Linked DNA regions of Homo sapiens: region 1 is linked to region 2. The links are chromatin contacts, found by Hi-C or POLR2A ChIA-PET in ENCODE. All regions are on one chromosome and are shown on one strand. The core of a region is the stretch at or near the end of the contact, and the rest is flanking DNA. Distances in the headings are between cores, read along the strand shown.

Evidence for each region. Hi-C counts contacts between places; a loop is a spot of excess contacts on that map. ChIA-PET counts read pairs that join two places held with the same protein, here RNA polymerase II (POLR2A). Pooled maps may share reads with other maps.
Region 1: a map of tibial artery shows a loop between it and region 2 (7-fold over the local background). The contact joins two enhancer-like sites. A Hi-C loop is called at or near these places in 1 of 168 maps with a recorded cell type or tissue (tibial artery) and 3 of 50 pooled maps. POLR2A ChIA-PET finds 5 or more read pairs at or near these places in 1 of 52 experiments (GM10248).

Annotation. Positions count from the first base shown.
Region 1 is chr1:41,661,181-41,667,225 of GRCh38, forward strand. The region is part of intron 2 of HIVEP3 (HIVEP zinc finger 3); the gene reads right to left. Among named protein-coding and RNA genes, the nearest start is that of EDN2, 180 kb to the left of the region's middle. RefSeq lists a silencer at 923-1,802. Within about 2 kb of position 1,516, at least 31 of the 41 ENCODE cell types and tissues checked have a DNase peak (open chromatin) inside an H3K27ac peak, as active enhancers do; they include tibial artery, where a contact is called at or near this core.
Region 2 is chr1:40,792,418-40,798,711 of GRCh38, forward strand. All of the region lies in intron 1 of KCNQ4 (potassium voltage-gated channel subfamily Q member 4), which reads left to right. Among named protein-coding and RNA genes, the nearest start is that of KCNQ4, 12 kb to the left of the region's middle. Within about 2 kb of position 4,737, at least 8 of the 41 ENCODE cell types and tissues checked have a DNase peak (open chromatin) inside an H3K27ac peak, as active enhancers do; they include tibial artery, where a contact is called at or near this core.

The DNA.
Region 1 (6,045 bases), core at 266-2,765, 870 kb after region 2:
GCCCAGAGTCACTAAGGGATAGACCCATAATTTGGCTCTATCAGTTTCCCCTATGTCCTTGATGAAACATCAATCAATACATTATATTTTTATAGATAAACAACTGTGGCCACTATGCAGAGATCCCTGCAAGATGCCAAGGCTGATGCTATCTGCACCTGTTTTGCAGCCACCACCACTTCTGTCTGAAGCCCAAGCACCCTGCTCTGATTAAGGGGGGTTGGGGAGGGTGCTCTCAGAAATGCCCCTGGAGTAGAAGCCGCTCTGGAAACATCCAGGCTGTGAAGTGGGAGTAGATCTCTCCCAGTCGCCACACCCTCCTGACCATGCCAGGTACAACCCGCTAGGATGTACCCCCAGTGCCAGCTGTCATTATGCCGGGAGGAGGGGCTCCTCGGAGGATCCAGAGCAATGCTAGTTTAACTCACTCCCAATGAGCCCCGAGGAGCCCCAGGCTGGTGGGCTCTGACAGACTGAAACTGCATGGCCTTGGGGGAAGCTAGGGCTGCCAAACCCATTCAGCAGCTCCCGCCGGGTGTGCCGTGTCCCACGGTATGCGTGGGTGCGAGGGGTGAGCGCCGCGCCGGGGTGAGAGTCTGCGCTGGACACAGGAGGCTGTGCACGCCAACGGCCGTGCCAGGCGCGAGTGTGCCAGAGAAGTGTGTGAACGCGGGAACGCTTGTGTCGCCCTAGGGTGGTGACAGAAGTAGTGTCTGGAAAACGCTGGCTGAGAGCGCGTGCATCAGGCCACCGCAGGCTGCGAAGAAGCCGGGGCCCCTCACTCCAAGGGTCCCGGGAGTTGGCACCGACGCACTACTGCAAGCGCGCCCGCGCCCAGCCCTCTCCCACCGACGCGGCTCCCTCCGGTCCCTCTGCCGCCCGCTCGGCGGTGCCCGGTCCCTGGGCTGCCAGGCCGCGGCGGGGGCGCGGCGCGCGGGGCGCTCGTTGCTTACCTGCGGGCGGCCGAGGCTCCGCTGCTCTGGGCTGGGCTGCGCCGCGCTGGACTGGGCTGCGCTGGGCTGCGCGCCCGGCCTCCGCGCGGCTCGGCAGCGCCCGCGCGCTCGGCTCCGCCCGGCTCGGCTCCGCCCGGCGGTGCCCCAGGCGCTCGCTGGCGGCCCACGCGGCGCGGGGTGGGCGCGGGGCGGGCTGGCGGGCGGGCGCCGGCGGCGGGCGCGGCTCCGGGCCGCCCCGCGGCCGCTTGGAAGCTCCTTATTTGGGCAGTGATGTCAGGGGAAGTCGCAGGGGCCGGACCACCCACTTCTTTCCATTCACTCCCCAGAGTTTCCTGTCGCCGAGCACGGGGACCCCGCCGCCGGCCCGGGGCGCCTCTCCCGTCCGCTCGGCCTCACTGCTGGCCACCCCGGGATGCCTTCGCGGCCGGGGTCGCAGATGGGCCCGGGCGCGGCTGGCGGCTGCCAGGGGAGGGTCTCCTCGCCCGGGGAATCCCTGGCTGCCGGCGGCCGCGGGGAGGGTCTGCGCGCCGGCCTCCTCGGTGACAGGCCGTGTCACTCCGGGCGCCGCCCCTCCCTCCGCGCCCGCCCCGGCTCCGGCGCTGTCTTTTCCTCCTGGGCCCTCTAGGGAGGGCAGACAGGGAAGCCCCTGTCGCCGCCGCCGGGGCCCTGCCACTCTGCGCCACGCCTTGGTCGCACCCGGGCCCAGCGGGAGTCCATCGCCGTCCCCAAAGTGTGCGCTCCCCGCCTTCCCCCTGGGTGCCAGCCGGGCTCCGGGAAGCCCGCGCCTCCCCAGGCGGGAATCCGCTTTAATGAGCTCTGGGCGGGGCGGGCCTGCCAGGGCCTCCCTGGGCTCAGGCCTGGGGTGGGGGCGGGGGACACCCCGGGGCTTCCCAATGGCTTGACTTTACCAGAAGCTGCTGGATCTCGGGATTTGGGCCTGAGTCACTCTGGTCCTTGCTCTGGCCAGGATCAAGCACACTTGAGCCAGTTCCCAGCCAGGCCTCCACAGGTCTGCGGGAAGGCCAGGACCCTGAGATCTCTCTCCGTGATCTGTTATTTCACTGATGCCCACCAGAGGTTATTTGGCAGAGGTCAACCCTCTGCCACAGTGGAACCAGGGCTGGCCCTGGGTTTGGCTGACTCCAGGAACAGCCTCAGGAGGAGACAATGGAGCTGGGGGTCGGGGGTGTAGAGTGGGGTTAAGCCAGGACTAGAGTGAGGTAAGTTAAGTGCCTAGGATGCAGAATTTAACCAAGCACTCCCTTTCAGGGTCATGAAAGTTTGAGGCCCCACAGGGGAACTAAGCACTATGCTGACCCAAGTTTCCAGGGGGATCCTTGGAGGCTCCAGGTTTCCTCTGGCTCCAAAGTCATGCCCTCAACTTCTCTAGGCCCAAAGGGCGGATTAGTGACCTTGGGCATTTGTGTGCCTTTATACAACAGCCTCTGATAGAGCTGCCACCCTTCCTCCAAAGCCAGATCAGAGCAAATAGACTCCTCCCAGACCCCCAGCTTTAATGGAGGGAACCCCCACCTTCTAAGAGGCACTACATTCCTAGGGGCAGAGAGGAGGAAGCTATGGCTCCAGGGCTTGCAGAGAGTCAAGGCAGGTGTGATTGCAGCTGGACATGGGTCTGCACACTCACGTACACGATTGCAAACCCACTGACCAGCTGCCAAGCTGCCCAGCTGTTCTGTGGATCACCACCACCCCAGTCTCTCTCAACTTCCATCAGCTCCCAGGGCCCAATCCCAGCTCTAATTGGGTCATCCTCCTTCTGACAAAGCCCCAAAGGGAAGGACCACACTTCCTGATCTGGCATGCAAGGCCCCACGGACCAGCTGCATCTCCCAGAGCTCAGCCCATCCTGCCATTTGCCCAGCCACCACCCCCAACACGCACCACTTTGCACCAGTTTCCACTTCTTGAGGTCTTCATACAGGCTTTCCCTTTGAAATGTCTTCTCCACCCCCTCCAGCTGTCCTTCACACCCTGAATCCAAGCCTGCCCTTGATACAGGTCCTTCTCTTGAGCAGGGCAACTGGGGTGGGGTGCCCCCTGGGACAGATTCCTGCTCCTCACTCCACTCCTGCCCTGCCCCCACTGTCCTGCTTCCCGTTTTCTGTCTGAAAGCAACTCCAGGCAGAGGAGGTGGGTGCCTTGTTATAATTCATATGCCCTGAGGGGTGACTTTCTATCATTCACACACACAGGCTCAGATGACAGCCTTGCTCCTGCCCCAAGTTGAATGACATCCTCCTCCCCTTTGAGAGGTGGCCTGGCCTCAAGGGACCCTCCCAATGGATTTGGTCACCTTCCATGATGCCACAGGCAACTCAATAGTTCCTGCCTCTACAGACTTGCCCATCACCTCACATTGAAGTCAGTTATTGGGGGCCTCCTCTTCCTCAGACTGGGAGCTTCAGGGAACTTTCCATCTTGATCCCTCTCCCCTCCCAGGACTGATAAGTTTACAAATGTTTGTTAAGTGAATGAATGGTCCTGAGGGGCAAATCCTAAGACAAACTAACCAGAGGACGGGGGAGAATTTACCCAACCCAGAACAGTGGCTGATGTCCTAGGGTCCCTGGCTGGGGGCTGGGATGAAAGGCGGGGTTCTCAGCTAGACTGGCTTGAATGCTCAGGAGACTGGGATGGCTTGGGATTTGTCTCCTCCTTTCTCTTGACAAACTCCTCTGCAGCCATCAGGGAGCCTGGGATATCCCCATGCCAACCCCCCAAAACACGGAGTCCTGAGCTGGCCCTAATGAGGTGGAGGGGAAGGATGAAGGAAAATGCAATTTGTCAAGCCCTTTCATTGTACCAGACACAGTCAGACTGGATGCCCCTGAGCCTTCCAAGCCATGCAGGCCTTTCCAGCGGTAGTCATTCCCCAGGCCAGGAGTGTCAGCTGGGGAGCCCTCACCTAGCTCCTCCCACAACCATCTGTCCCCACTTCAAGACTCAGCCCCCACCTCAGTTCTGGTGCCAATTCTCACTGGAAGCCAGAAGGTCTTCAGGACTCCAGCCTCAGAGCTCAGAGAAAGAAGGTGGGGGCAGACAGCCCTGCTTCGAGGCTACCAGCCTGACCTCGACTCTACTCTGTGAGCCCCCACCTGCAGACCAGGCCTCCACCAGTCTGCAGAAAGGCAGAGTTGAGGTGCAGGACACCTTTCCCACCATGTATCTGAAAGGCAGGTGGTACCAGGTGCCAGTTCCTTCCTATCAGCCCCATCCCCTGCAAGTAACTGGGCCAGGTCTTGAGAAAGTCCCAGTACTTGGCCCTGGGGGCCTTCCCACATTCCTGCATTCCTCAAACATGAATCAGGCACCATTTCTGTGTTGGGAACATGTAATACACAAGCCTGTGTTCATGGATGGAGACTGACAGGTAAACAGATATCCCATTGCTAAATGTTACACTGCTGTTTGACAAGGTTGGAGAGGGGTGGAGTAGGGGCATACAAGATGGAAAGATAAGATTCATTCTACTTCTGGAGCTACAATTCAAGAAAACTGTGATCCAGGTGTCCCGGGCTAGAATGCTGAATGCTTGTTTCCACGGAAATGTTATACACACACACACACACACACACACACACACACAGTCTGGATCTGCTGTAAAGCCAGCATCACACTGTAGAGACTTTACAAGCTAAAAGAGATTAGAGCAGAGGGCAGGTTTGGCATCTGATCTGCCATCTAGAAAGCTATCTCTATGGAATTTTGTTTCCAGCTTATAACAACAAAATTAGACACAATTTTGGAACCCACTGTTGCTCCCAAGGAGCTAGGGACCAGCACAGTGTGTTGGGAGCACTTTTAAGGTGGGGTGGGGCTGAGCAACCAGGCCCTGTGGGCCTTCTGGGTTATTTATGTTTAGGTCTTACACTGACTTAGCAACCATCCCCTCTCCATCCTCCATCCCCATTGCTGTGCTTTCCTGGACTCAGATGCTTTGGTTGTTTTCCTGTTTGGGGTGTGTGTGCGTGTGTGTGTGTGTGTGTGTATGTGTGTGTGTGTGCATGTGCACATGTATGGTAGGTGCTCTCTTCATAGACCTGTTGCACACATGAAGCTTCTGTCCTGGGACAGAGACTAGAGTTTGCATTTTATGGATATCACCTTCCTGAGGTCCAGTCCTCCAGACTCAGTTCCCATCCTTTCTCTCCAGCCTGAGAACTGTGTTTCCAGCTTCCTGACTTAACTTGATGCTGTGGATAACAGCATGGGCCTTGGAGCCACATAGACCTGGGTTCAGGCTCCAGCCCCACATTTACTGTGTCACCTTGGGCATGTTACTTGATGTCACTGATCTTGACGTTCTCATCTCCAAGGGCTGCTGGGAAGTTTTGACAAGACACTGCAATAGAACTCTTCAGTGTACAAAATAGTAGGTGCTCAATAAACAGTAGCATTGATTACTGTCCTCCCATATGGTGACTCAGAATCCTCCTCCTCTCATACTGCTCATCTTCATGGATGTGGGCATCAATCTTCTCAAGCCCGAAGCCAGAAGCCCTTCTCCATGCCTGGTGCCTCAATTCAGGCCACCATCACCAACAAGTTCCAACAGCCTTCTCCCTGGCACCGTGCCCAGCTTACCCCTGCAATCCATTCTCCACACAGGTAGAACTCTCTAGGACACCTTCAAGTGGGTCCCTGTTCAGCGAAACCACCCGGTCTATTAGGGCCTTTAACAACAGAGCCTCAGTTTACCAGTCCAAACCTCCCTCTCTCTGCACTATCCCCATCCACCCTATGCTCCCACCATACAGAATCTCTCACTGTTTCTGAGCCTTCCAAGCACATTTTGCACATGCAGTTCCCTATACTTTTCCCCTCACCCATCTGCTTGGCCAGCTCCCACTCAGCCTTCCAGGCCAGCTCAGAGGCCACTTCCCTTGTGAAGGCTTCCCTGGCCCCCAGGGAGTGTTGGCGTTTCCTTTGCCATGAGCCTCCAGCACTTGATACAGACTGTCCTGGCTTGTGCCCCACTATGAGAGTCATTTCTTCATGTGTCTGCTGCCCCCTTAGATTCTGCATCTCTGTGCATGACCAAATCTTAGCTCTAGGAATGTCACAGATATTC
Region 2 (6,294 bases), core at 3,487-5,986:
CATATATCCCTGCTATACAGAACCTCAGGTCTCAGCGCTGGAGCAGATCCACGGGCTTCATTTCACAGGTGGGGAAACTGAGGCTAGAAGGGACCTGATGGCTCAAGGGCACAGCCCACACGGGGGCCTTTTCCACCTTCCCTCCTTATGGAGTAACATGGGAGAAATGCTGCCTCCCTGCTGCCCGTTCCCTGGGTGAACTCATTCACTCATCTCATTTTCCAGCCTCTGGGGATTGGTGGCAGTCTGGTGGGAGAGACGGGGGACGGGGAAAGGACAGTGTGACCCATGGCCCAGCAGAGGAAGGGAGGTACAACCTGGGGATGCACAGAGGCTAGGTGGGGGTATCAATCCCTCCCCTATATGCTTTTTATCCTAAAAAAATACATTCGCCCTATTTTACAGACAGGGGGATTAAGGTGTAAAGAAGTTAATGACTTGCCCAAAGTCAACATAGCTGACAGGTGGTAGAGGCAGGATTTGAACCTAGCATGTGCATCTCTGGGAGCCATGCATTTGGCCACTCCACCATGCTGCCTCCCCAAGGGGCCCCTGTGGGCCCTTCTTTCTTTTCTTTTCTTTCTTTCTTTTTTTTTTTTTTTTTTTTGAAGCAGGGCCTCACTCTGTCACCCACGCTGGAGTGCATGATCACTATGATCACTGCAGACTCAACCTCCTGGGCTCAAGTGATCCTTCCACCTCACCCTCCTAAGGAGCTGGGACTACAGGCGCACACCAAGACACCCAGCTAGTTTTTAAATTTTTCTGTGGAGACAGGGTCTTGCTATGTTGTCCAGGCTGATCTCCAACTCCTGGCTCCAGCGATCCTCCCACGGTGGCCTCGGGAGCCACCATGGCTGCCTGCTGGGCCCTTCCTTCTTGAATGCAACCCCCCTGGCTTTCCTCAAACCTGCCTCTGTGGCTTTTCTCTCTTGGTTCTATCAGCAAGCAGCTCTGCCTCCTCTTTCTGCCCCTTGAATGTTGGGGCTTTGTCTCAAGTCCTCTTCACAGTACATAGTTTCAGGGGGTGGTCTCATGCACTCCTACGACATCAGGGGTCACCCCTATGATGACAGCCTCCGCTCTGCAGTTTCATCCCTGCGCTTCCTGCCTGCTGACACCTCTCCTCCTCATTCCCTGGGCATCTCAAACTCAGCATCTCCCTCCAAACCTGCCCTCCTTCCTCAATCCATGTGACAGTGACTCCCCGATCCCCAGTGCCCAAGTCAGAAATGCCCTCCACACAAGCATCCTTTGCTCTCACCTAAGAAATGACTTACAGTGTCCCAAAGCATTGCGCTGTTTAGTGCTTCTGTGCTTTTCCTTCTGCCTGCAACTCCCTCCCCTCTTCTGCCCACTGCATCATCTAGCTAACTCCTATTCATCCTTCAACTCCCAGTTTGAGCACCACCTCTTCTTGGAAGCACTCCCTATCCCCATTACCCCCAGGCTCAACTGAGGGCCCTTCAGTGCCCCCAGAGTTCTGTTCACCCAGCCCTGTGCGTTTTTTGCTTTTCTGCATGGGACTATGAGAACTGGGTGTGTGGGGGTTGAACACAATTCTTGGCACATGGTCAGCAATGAGTGAATGTTTGATGAAGGTGGCATTGGGGCCAAGTAGTAAGGATGAGAAGGGTTTTGCCAACTAGAGAGAAGTGGAGAAAAGACCCCTCAGCCCTCTGTGTGGAGCACTGAGCTGTGGGTGTTCATGATTTTTATCCCGAGTGAGCTCCAGGTGAAGGGAACAGCAGAGCAAAGGCCTTGAGATGGGACTTCCTTCCCCTCACTCCTTTGCCCCAAGACCTGCAGAGCACAGGGCCTTGATTGACAGGCTGTGGAGGTGGGCCTTACCCTGTGGGCAGTGGGGAGCCATACACGGTGACAGGCCAGGGTGGGGACACTGGATGGGAACCAGGGTTTGACTCTTTCTGAGTGAGTGCTGTGCAGACGTGAGGTCATCTATTTTTTCCAGTACCCGCTAGGTAGCAGGCACTATTATTGTTCCCATTTTGCAGACAAGAAACTGGGGCTCAAAGAAGAGAAACACCACATACTAAGTTACACAGCTTGTCTGTGGTCGAGTCAAGACTCAAACCCATGTCGGCATCAGGGCCAAGCCCGAGCTCTAAATGGTTCTCAGCCTCGCCAGCTGACCCAAGGCAGTTTCCAGTGGCCTAAGGCAAAACTGAGGAGAATAAGGACGGGGTGGCGACTCTTTCATAAAGCTAAATTTATTCCACTTAAAGGACTGTCTTTTAGTATGAGATGATGTCCTTTCTTTTATGAAATGATGGGCTGGGAAAAAAATGTCCTTGCTTGGCAAAATAAAAAGTTGACAACCTTATGCAGTCCCCAAAGTGTTTTTGGAAATTTTACCGGTGGTGCGTGAAATCCCTGAGTCTGGGCGCCATCCCGGCTCCTCCCCACTGAGCTGTGGAGCCAGAAGAGGGAGGGGTCTGGTAGGGACAGAGGGATCAGGGGACAGAGGAGCCTCAGGTCCCGCACTTTGCAGTGAGGACCAACCCAAGGCTCTTTCCTAAGATTGGGTTGGGCGGGTGGGGGGGTGGGGGGCAGATCAGCCAGAATCAAGGGCTCACCCCTCAGTTAAAGGAGCACTGGACCGGGAGGCAGCAGGCTTGGGCTCAGCTCCTGCCTCTGCTTCCTGGAGGCTGTGTGATGCCAGGCAGGTGACCCAACCTCTCTGAGGCACCAGCTTCCTTATACATAGAATGACAATTGCCATCTGTCCCTGCTCACCTCACGGGGCTGCTTCCTATAGCAAGTGCTTGGTAAACTGCAAAGTGCTGTGAAGAACAGGGGGGTTGTGGTGGTTTTACCTTTTTTTTTTTTTTTTTTCCTTTTGAGACAGAGTCTTACTCTTTCACCCAGGCTGGAAGGCAGTGGTGTGATCATGGTTCACTGCAGCCTTGAACTCCTGGGCTCAAGCGATCCTCCTGCCTCAGCCTTTCATGTAGCTGAGACCGCAGGTGCACGTCACGGCGCTAGGCTAATTTTTAAATTTTTTGTAGAGAGGGGATCTTGTTATGTTGCCCAGGCTGGTTTCGAATTCCTGTGCTCAAGCAATTTTCCCACCCTGGCCTCCCAAAGTGCTGAGATTACGGACATGAGCCACTGCACCCAGCCCTGGTTTTACTGTTCTTATCTTGCCATCAGAGGATCCCACTTCTCTAGGGTCCTGGGCCCCTCATCTCACTTTCACTTTTCACTTGCACTGCTTTGAGCCCTGAGGAAGAGACATATGGGGGAGCGGGGCAGGTGGAATGACACAGGCCCTGTAAAAGCAGGGTGGCCACACTAGCAATTCCTGTCCTCAGGCTCCCCTGGAGGACAGCTCAGAGATGCCCAGGCTGGAGACCTGGGGAACTCTAGGAAAAGAATGCACGAAGCTGGAGCCAGGCTAGAGTTCTAAGCACAGACTTTGTCACTGAGTAATAAGATTCATAGTCTAATCTCTACCAGGTATTGTGCTAAATATTTTTCACACTGCTTCATTTAATCCTTCCAAGAGCCCTATGAGGTAGGTCCTATCATTATCCCCATTGGATGGAAGATGACACTGAAGCTTAAAGGTGAAACACTGCCCTTGTCACACAGCCAGGAAGTGGTGAATGCCCAAGAGGACGGGAGTTTTCTGGGCTCAGCTCAGACAACTGAGTGCCTGGAGAGGCCGAGTGTGCAACGATTCTGTGACATGAGAGGGTGGGAACGGTTTGCAGGACTGTGGTGGGGGGCCGAGGGGGTAATCAGTGCACATCAGGGGCACCGGGTTGGGGTCGGAAGGCAAGAGACACGATCCTGCTGGCTAGCTTCTAGCAGTCACCTCCCTCTCTGAGTCTCAGCCTCCCTCTCTGCTCTGGCTCTCAATAATAACAAAGATAATACTAGCAGGACCTTACTGAGTGCTTACCGTGGACCAGATGCTGCTCTGAGAGCTTGCCACGCCTTCTATCACTTTTTCCTCTCAATGACACTATGAGGTAGGTACTGTTATTATGCCTACTTTTCAGATGAGGAAGTTGAGGCACAAAGAGGTTACGTGACTTGCCTGGGTACATGTAGCAGGGCCAGGATTCTAACCACAAGAGTCTAGCTCTATAGGCTGTGATCTTACCCACCTAACTCACCCGGACTATGTCTGCCTGCTTCTAATGGGGGGTGATATTAGGAGAAGTTGAGCCTTAAAGTTCAAGGTCCTGGGCCGGGCGCTGTGGCTCACGCCTGTAATCCCAGCACTTTGGGAGGCAGAGGCAGGCAGACCACCTGAGGTCAGGAGTTCGAGACTAGCCTGGCCAACATGGTGAAACCCCGTCTCTACTGAAAATACAAAAAATTATCTGGGTGTGATGGTGCGCACCTATAGTCCCAGCTACTTGGGAGGTTGAGGCATCAGAATCGCTTAAACCCGGGAGGTAGAGGTTGCAGTGAGCCGAGATCGTGCCACTGCACTCCAGCCTGGATGACAGAGTGAGACTCCATCAAATAAATAAATAAATAAATAAATAAATAAATAAATACAGTTCAAGGTCCTGCTCCCACCCCGATTCTACCCTGGGGACTCATTCCTTCCCTCTCTCGCCCTTTCATTTGAGAAACCTTCACTTCTAAATGAAGTTCAGCTGCTTATGCCAGTCTCCCCGGGCCAGGCCCTGTGCCAGACTCTGGGGACAGAGCAATGAATCAGACCTTCCTCTGCTCCCTGGGGGAGATGGGCTGGGAAGCTGGCAGTTACCAGGCAGGGTGATAAGTGCCACTGTCCAGGCAGCACGGAGTCCAGTGGGAGCCCAGCACAGAGGGCCAAGCCCTGCCCCAATCTGGGCATGGCTGGGAAGGCTTCCCAGAGGAAGAGGCTTAAGTTGAGACTGAAAGATGAGTAGAAGTAGGAGTTAGCTAGGTGAAAAGGAGCAAGGAACAGTGTTTCAGGCAGAGAGAATAGCACAGGCAGAGACCCAGAAGTGAGGCTGAACAGGGCATTTGCAAAGAACAGCAAGAAGTCAGAAGAGCGGGATCCTAGAGGAGGCAAGAGGTATCTGGAGAAGAGGCTGGGATGCAACAGGGCCAGGCTCGGCAGTGAGGACACCGGGCTGGGGAGCTGCAGCTTCCTGAGAGGGTGATGGGAAGGAAGTGATGTCAGGAGTAACATGGCAGATTCGTGTTTTAGAAACTCCTTTCTGGGACTGGCGAGGAGGATGCTGGAGGGGTAAGGACTCTGGCAAGGAGCCCTGGGGATGCTACCAACTTGTCCCCCTTTTTCCTTTACCTTCCCCCCAGGGTCCAGCCTCCTGAGTGCCTCCTCCAGAGCTATTGACCAACCCTGCTCAGGGCCTGGCTCAACCTGACCCGGAGCCCTAGGACTTTGCCTATAGGGAAAGTTCAGCTGCTTATGCAAACTCTGGCTTGGGGGGAGATGTGTGTGGTTGAGCTGGGAGCTGGTGGTGTGTGGGGGTGGCCTTGGAAGCAGAGAGGGTGGGTGCAGGCGCCGAGGCTGTCTGGAAAGGGAGTCTGGGGATATAAGCTTGGGGTCCATGGGGGTCCCTAGAATAGTGGCCTTATAATGGCTCCAAGAGGGTACACTGGGATTTGGCCCAGATAATGGAGGGACACCCTGGCGAAGGGGCAGAGTCCTGGCAGTTCAGCCAGCCCCAGCTCTGTCTTTTTCTTGAAGCTCAACAGAGTATGGAAATCATTGGTCTCACCCAGCCCCCTCATTCTTCTGAGGGGGAAACAGGCTCAGAACAGGGCAGGGACTAAACTCAGGTCAGCAGTAGAGCCCAGACCAGAACCCAGGCTCAGTCCAAGCATCTTAGTTGTCTCCAATGATGATAAATAACAGTGAAAACCTTTCTGCAGAGCTTCCCAGGGGCTGGCCTGGGCTTAGGCACCCTCTGGATGGTCTTGGGCAGACGTTTTTCACATCTCGAGCCTTAGCTCGAGGTCCAAAATACTACCTGTACTGGGAAGGAGGTCCTCTCTCCCACTGACAGTCCACAAAGCCGTTTTAGGCATGCTGGACCCATTGTGGGCTTTACTTATTGTTTGTTCAATGAATCCCACTGAATTCATGTAACAACCCTGGAGGAAGATACTATTATGCTATTTTGTGCTGAGGCTCAGAAAGGAGAAGTGACTTGCCCAAGGTCATTCAGCTGAGAAGTTGCTGACTTAGGGCTGGACTCCAGGGGTCCAGATGCCTGTCTAGGATCCCTGATGGACACAGCCCCATTTTTGAGCCTGCGCTCTCAGCGAAAATCAGTTGGTGTCTCAACGAGACCCATC